2 separate regions of the Homo sapiens genome follow, and region 1 is linked to region 2. The links are chromatin contacts, found by Hi-C or POLR2A ChIA-PET in ENCODE. All regions are on one chromosome and are shown on one strand. The core of a region is the stretch at or near the end of the contact, and the rest is flanking DNA. Distances in the headings are between cores, read along the strand shown.

The links. Hi-C counts contacts between places; a loop is a spot of excess contacts on that map. ChIA-PET counts read pairs that join two places held with the same protein, here RNA polymerase II (POLR2A). Pooled maps may share reads with other maps.
Region 1: a loop to region 2 is called in a pooled map, with 3 times the contacts of the local background. The contact joins the enhancer-like site here to the promoter of FOXB1 in region 2. A Hi-C loop is called at or near these places in 1 of 168 maps with a recorded cell type or tissue (CD4-positive, alpha-beta T cell) and 1 of 50 pooled maps. POLR2A ChIA-PET finds 5 or more read pairs at or near these places in 1 of 52 experiments (OCI-LY7).

What each region holds. Positions count from the first base shown.
Region 1 is chr15:60,562,259-60,565,733 of GRCh38, reverse strand. The region is part of intron 2 of RORA (RAR related orphan receptor A); the gene reads left to right. The region is part of intron 3 of RORA-AS1 (RORA antisense RNA 1); the gene reads right to left. Among named protein-coding and RNA genes, the nearest start is that of RORA-AS1, 85 kb to the right of the region's middle. Within about 2 kb of position 2,018, at least 4 of the 41 ENCODE cell types and tissues checked have a DNase peak (open chromatin) inside an H3K27ac peak, as active enhancers do; they include CD4-positive, alpha-beta T cell, where a contact is called at or near this core.
Region 2 is chr15:60,002,328-60,006,066 of GRCh38, reverse strand. FOXB1 (forkhead box B1) reads right to left here and starts at 1,756. Exons shown (of 2, transcript NM_012182.3): 1 at 1,424-1,756; 2 at 1-1,160. The coding sequence starts at 1,103. The coding sequence ends at 126. RefSeq lists an enhancer at 1,560-2,075.

The DNA.
Region 1 (3,475 bases), core at 769-3,268, 560 kb before region 2:
TCTATATATGTTTGTACCAAATTGAGTTTTAATATAATCCTGGTTCTCTGAGGGTGATATGGCTAATAATTAAGTTATCCCCATTAGGTTATACTTTCGGAAGCTGCTGTTGCCTGCTGCCTATTCCATTAAAAACTAACTTTATCACTAATTTTAACATGAAACAGATCCATTTGGAGAAAAATCCATTATGAATGAGACAGAGTTGGCTGTTGAATAACATTGGTGTAGGCTCAAGTCTGGAATAAATGTGATATAGATGGGACGATATTGGACAAATGCAATTTATTTCATTATTCAGCAACAAGGTATTCCAAATGTCTCTGCTAATGAATACATGAAAACAGATTACATATAATGTGCACACTGTGAGTCGCATTTGCAGAATTATTTTTGCCACCTCTAGCACTATCTGAAACCAACACTGAATAGCAATGGTACTTGAGCTTCTAGTTGCAAGAAAAAGCAACTTTAAAAATTAAAACCAAAAAATGTAAAAAGAAAAAAGTAAATGTCTTATCTGTGGAATTTACCTTTATGGGAGAATTCTTGGGAATATAGCAGTTTTATCTCAATCCAATTGTGTTGTCCTCTGTTAAACCTCTATTGTCCCTTAAAATCAGCCCACATGAAAAGAAGACAGTGTTCTTCTTCAAAGCTCTGATGGACGACTTTAGAGACTGTTTCAGGAACACTCTGTCTTTTTGCTGAGATATTGGTAGAATACAATAGATAACATTTACCGAGCTCACAAGGGGGTCACTGCTTGTCCACAGCAGTTTGTAAGCTGTTGGTTCTGGCATTAAATTTAAAGTCCCACAAAGTGAAGCAAAAATGTATAATAATGCTATTATTGTACTGGTTGCAGGGTTTTCGTTCGGGTGCCATTGGGGTATTGAGATATTTAAATATCAATACTTTTATGCTGTCATATAATTGTCTTAGAATAATCACTGTTTTGCGCTGATAAAATACTTTTAATCTAGGGTTTTCTCAGATTCCCTATCCCCCAAATATATCTGAGTGATAAACTTGTTGAAAGTTCAACATGTCAAGGATGACTTGCTCTAGCAAGCTGTAGTCTTCCCAGGCCCCCACCTTTCCTGGTTAAAGGATTGTCCTGATGAGACCAAAAGATCAGATTTAATATAGCCCAGCAGACTTAGAACACAGGAAAATAGTCTTTTGTCACCCTCAGTTTACCCCTATCCCTAGTCAGCTCTCTCATAAGTGAAGTTAAAAGCAACTAGATGAGAGTGTGGATCATTCTGACCAAATGGTTCTCACTGGCAGTAAAAAATGGTTCCAAAAGATGATCTTATTTGGTGGGCCAAATGTAAAGAGCATTATGTTAAGATAAAATCAGTAACAATTGCATTATAAGATGCCATTTATTGCATTTTTTTCTCTATGCCAAACACTGGGCTAAACACTGAACAAGCATGATCACTTTTAACTTTCAACAACTCTGGGGATAACCCATAATGGGGATAACCATTCTACAGATGAGGGGAACTGAGAATCAAAAAGGTTAAAATTTTTGCATAAGTTCACACAGAAGTGTGAGCTGGGATTTGAATTTAGGTGTCTCATCCCAGAGCTTCTCAACATGTCTCCACAGCCGTGCTGTATACCAATTGTAAGCATGCATCTTTCTCAGACTTTGGATTCATTATCTGGATATAAAATTCATATCCTAATAAAATGAAGTATGTAGTGAGAAGTGTGCTCAAGTCAAGCAGCCCATGAAAGGCTGTACAATAGAGGGCAAAGTGAAAGCCGCATGCAGGTCTGTGGAATTGTATGGGGATGTTTCATACAACACTGAATGCCATGTCTGCTGGAAAACATTGCTTGAAAATAAATATGTAGGCCATCGCTACCTGTGTGTGTACTTGCTGTAATGGAGCAAACTTCCAATGACCACCAAGAATGAACCACAGTGAACTAGAAGATGTGTCCTCTGATAAACAATGTCTGTGATGTAGCCACACAGGAAAAGCCATGGTTTGAAGCTCTGGGGAGCCCGTTTCCTAAGAGACTCTCTGGGGCACAACAATAAGAGCTGCTGTTTACTGAGAGTCTCCTGTCCCCCAAGCACTGTGCTGTCTCAGTTTGGTTTTAGGTGGGTAAGATCCCCATGCTACAAATGAAGAAACTGAGGCTCAAAGAAATTTCCCTAAGATTGACCACATCCGTGGCAGAATTGGAACAGTAAGTGTTCTTGATGACTAAAATAGTTGGAAATATACATAAGGGGTAAAATCTCATGAAGGTTCCCTAATTAAATTCACAAGGTAGACTTTGCTTTGAAGTGAAGTGAGATACCTTCTAAAGCAAAAGTCTGTTTAATATTTTCCACCATTAGAAAAAATGCGTGCTTAGGCCAAAGTGCAAGAAGAGGAATTCCATGTGGAAAACTGCAGGTGTGTCTAGTTAGGCCAAGAGGTATAAAAGGCTGAGCAGTTGTCTGGCACACCTGGTATTTGCACCATCAGCATCTTGCACTTAGTGGATGCTAAGCAAATATTTGTGATTTTTTTCAATAGCAGGGATGTTTGTCTGAATATTTAAATATTCACCTTAGTTTGATTTTACTTTGGTAGACTGACTCCGTGTTCACTTTGGGAGAATTTCAACTTATACGTGTCCGCCTTAAGTAACAAGATTCAGAAAATATGATTAAGTATAGCATTTATTTGAGCCCAAACTTGAGGATAGCCACCTGGGAGAATAGATTGAAGTTGCCTTGTACACTCGGATTAACAGCAGTTACAAGTGAATTTTTAAAGGAAGAAATAAGAGGCAGTTTCTAAATTGTTTACCAAGAATTTATATTTAAATAACATAAGCTATTGGCCAGGCATGGTGGCTCATGCCTGTAATGTCAGCACTTTGGGAGTCTGAGGCAGGACAATTACTTAAGCCCAGGAGTTTGAGAGCAGCCTGGGCAACATAGCAAGACCCCTATCTCTACAAAAAATTCAAAGCCAGGCACAGTGGCTCATGCATGTAATCCCAGCACTTTGGGAGGCCAAGGCGGGTGGATCACGAGGTCAGGAGATCGAGACCATCCTGGCTAACATGGTGAAACCCCATCTCTACTAAAAAAAAAAAAAAAATACAGAAAGTTAGCTGGGCGTGGTAGCACGGGCCTATAGTCCCAGCTACTTGGGACGCTGAGGCAGGAGAATCGCCTGAACCCGGGAGGCAGAGGTTGCAGTGGGCCGAGATAGAGCCACTGCACTCCAGCCTGGGCGACAGAGCAAGACTCTGTCTCAAAACAAAAGCAACCCCCCCCCAACCCCGCCTCAAAAAAAAAATGTAAAAACTAGCTGGGCATATTGGCACATGCCTGTCATCCCAGTTACTCAGGAAGCTGAGGCAAGAGGATTGTCTGAGCCCAGGAGGTCAAGGCTGCAGTTAGCTATGATCGTGCCATCGCACTCCAGCCTGGGTGACAGAGTCAGACTCT
Region 2 (3,739 bases), core at 507-3,006:
TTGGCCGAAGGTGAAATGAACAAGTTAGGGTGGCGGTCCCAGGTGGGGGCCGGCAGGACTGGGAGCCAGGGAAGGCGAGTGAGGTGGTGGGGAGGAGAACGAGAGGGGGCGTGGGCTCCTGCGGGTCAGTGCACCGCCACCGAGTGCAAGGCGGAGGCCGGGCTGGTGAGCGTTTCGCTGGGGGTGGCGGGGCTGCTTTGGCTGGTGGCTGTTTGCGAGGACGTGGGGCTGAGCGAGGGCGGCGAGTTCGAGAGCAAGGTGGGGATGGGCGCTGGCAGCGCAGGCAGCGCGGGCACGGCGGCCGGCGTGGGCTTAATGGGCACGGGGATGGCGGGCAGCGTTTGGCCCGCCGCGTGGCACAGCGGCTTCAACGGCACGCCGTAGGCGCTGTAGTCGCCACTCGCCATGGAGATGGGGGTGGCCGAGTCGATCATGCCGGCGGAGCCATACACGTGTGGCCAGCCGGTGCCCAGCGAGCTGCCCATGGTAGTCAACTGGTTGGGGAGCGGGTAGGCAGCGGGCACCGGCTGCATGGCGGAGAAGGCCAGCCCCCCAGGCATCTTGTATTCCCGCGCGATGATGTTCTCGATGGCGAAGGGGTGCTTGAAGCCCGAGGGCTGCGCCACGCCGCCCAAGTTGTAGGCGGCGGCGGGCATCTGTGGCAGGTGCGTGCCCGAGGCCGCCAGCGCGCTGAGCCGCAGCTTGGCCTGCTGCTGCAGGTACTGCGCCGCGTCGGCTGGCTTGCTGGGCGCCAGGTGGTCGGACTTAAGCACCTTGAAGCGCTTGCGGCGCCGCAGGAAGCTGCCGTTCTCGAACATGTCCCCGCAGCTTGGGTGCAGCGCCCAGAAGCTGCCCTTGCCTGGCTGGTCCGGCCGCCGCGGGATCTTGATGAAGCAGTCGTTGAAGGAGAGGTTGTGGCGCAGACTGTTCTGCCAGCGCTGCGTGTTCTCCCTGTAGTAGGGGAAGCGGTCCATGATGAACTTGTAGATCTCGCTCAGCGGCAGCATCTTCTCGGGAGAGCTCTGGATGGCCATAGCGGTCAGCGAGATGTACGAGTAGGGCGGCTTCTGGTCGCTGTACGTGTTGCGGCCGGGCCGAGGCATCTTCTTCCTCGCCCTCTTCTTGCTCTGGGTCCGCGCGGGCCGGCGGACTGCTCGGATCTGGGAAGGGGGTGGGTAATAGGGAAAGGTAGCATGGATGCACAGAGACACCGGCGGGGTCAGCCAGACCGAGTAACAGACTTCGGGGGTCGGGGGTGGGGCCTGCGGCGCTCGATCAGCCAGCGCCCGGACTCTTTCGCCAGCAACTTTGCGGGCTTAGTGGGCGCGGGAGGGGAAGCCGGCGAACGGCGCGAGGATAGCCGGGAAGTAAGTCGGTACTGGGGCCAGAATAGGGGGCAGGGACGGAACAGAGAGCTGCTCACCTTAAAGTTGCTTCAAGTTGCGCGTCCGCATCCGGGAGGACGCCGCTGCGCGCCGCTTCTCTCTCGGCGCGCACTCGACGCGCACTCCGCGCGCAGCGTCCGGGTCCGGTTGGACTCGGCGCGAACCTGGGCTCTTGAGCTCAGCCCCGCAGCGTCCCGTGCCGCCCGGTCCGCGACGCTCCTGGAGCGTCCTGCGGGCGGCCGAGCTCGGCTGCGGAGTCCCGGCGCGGATGGTGGCAGCGACGTGTTAGGGCTCCGGAGGGCGCTGCTGTGGGCTCCGCGTCTCCGCTGAGCTAGGTGGCTGCCTCCATGTCCTCCCTCGAACCATCTGATAGTTTTAAGCGGTGACAGGAGCAGAAAAGACCCCTGTAGCGGCGCTTCATTAATGTGCCACTTCTTAGCTATCATATGACAATCGCCTTGGGAGGAGGAGGAAGAGGAGGGGGAGCGGGGGCTGCAGAGGGAGGGGACTGAGCGAGAAGGGAGAGCCCGGCCAGCTCTGGTTTCTTTCACACCTATTTACATGGACACCTTGGCCAATAGGAATCACTTCCAGCTCAAGACTGGGCGAGGGGGAAGAGCCTCGGCCACTGGGCAGGCAGCTGGACGCGCCGGCCGGTGTGCGCCGTGTGAAGGTATGAGGAAGCGGCCGCCGCGGAAGAGGGAGCCAGGCGACCACTCACGTTCACAGATGGAGCAGCCGCGCGGATGATGTTTGACATGGAAATTGCTTGGCTGGGGTATTCTGTTTCCTCTGCGTTGTATCCGGTTTGTATCGTTAGGTAACTTTAGGCACGGCTTTCCCCTGAAGCCGACCCTTTTCCTGCGCTTAGCACTACCCGGGGTTGGTTGCATGGGTTATAATAATGAAAACACACCCTTGCCCCCCAGTCCCCGGAGAGTTAGGTCGAAATTTGACTTGACTTTCCTATGCAGCTGCTTCAGCTTTGTATAGTTAGTGTGTAGCTTTGAAAAAGTGATGGGGTTTACAAATACTTTCAAAATGTGATTGGACATCCCCATGTAAGAACCCATTTTGAATGTAACTGTATTGACCAAATTTTTAAAAATTAAAATAGTGTATCTGGGCGAAGAGTCCAGGTATTTGCTTTAAAAGTCCTCCGGGAATTTGGTTGGACACAGGATGGAGGCTCAGGAGCTGTTGGGGCAAATGTTGTGCGGACCTGGGGAGGGCCTGAGTTTGTTTGACACAGTTTATCACCAGGTAAGCCTCAGGGGCTCTCGCTTTTCCCAGGTGGTTTGAAACTTTAGGACTCAGGCACATCCTGGAAGTTTTCATTTTACACCCGGAACTCCCCTTCCCAGCCCTCCCACCCCCCCAACCTCCCACCCCCCATCCCCCAACTGCCGCTTTTTTTGGTATGGAGAACTTATTTAGGATTTAGAGTGTAGCAAAAGCCGCCTGCGATCCCACTAAGACAGCAGTATCTTCTACAACTTGGGGAAAGAACCATAGAGTTTTCCTTCTTGGGGAGCGGGGAATGTGCCTTGGGTCACTCCGCCTGGTGCGAGCAGCAGGCTCCCTTCGGTTCGGATTCGCCTTGGAAGGGTTAAATGAATCATTATTATTATTATCATTATCCTCATCGTCGTCGCTGCCGTCATCATCATCATCATCAAATTGCTATGAAATAAATAGTGAGTCGACCCCGCCTGCATGCACGCACTCTATAAGTACACACCAGGAGTTCCCACGGGTTTCTGCACATTCTCCGACCTTTAAGGTTTTTAAAAGACATTCATTTTACTGCGTTGTTAAAAACTCAATACTTACAGCCCACACAGAATCATCTTCAAAGTCCAGAAATGGGAGAACTTTTTTTTTCCCTAGACGTGGTGATCGTAGAGAATTCTGGGTGTTAAGTTTCAACACTTTAAGTGATATTAGAGCATTATTAGTGGAGCTGTTTGGGGTTAGCATAAAAAAGATCTTTCAGCGCGCGAATGCACACACACACAAACACACACACACACAACTTCATTAACTACAGTTTCGGAGGCGGTCAATAACTCACCAAAACGTAACTTAAACACGATGAATTTAGGAGATTAAACAATTTCATTAATATTGAAATGGCTCTGGCTCTGGGCTGCCTCGGTTGAGATGCAAGCGCACGTTTTTCAATATTAACAGAAGTGCTTGAAGAAAAGAATAATGTCACCTTCTTAATTCGGAAAAAATAACTGGGAGGAGGAGATGGGTGCGAGGGGCTGGGGGAGGGATGTTGACCTGTCTCTGGGGGTATGGCTCGAGAAGGGCAGATAAATGTATTGCCCTTCTCAGCAGATAAACCA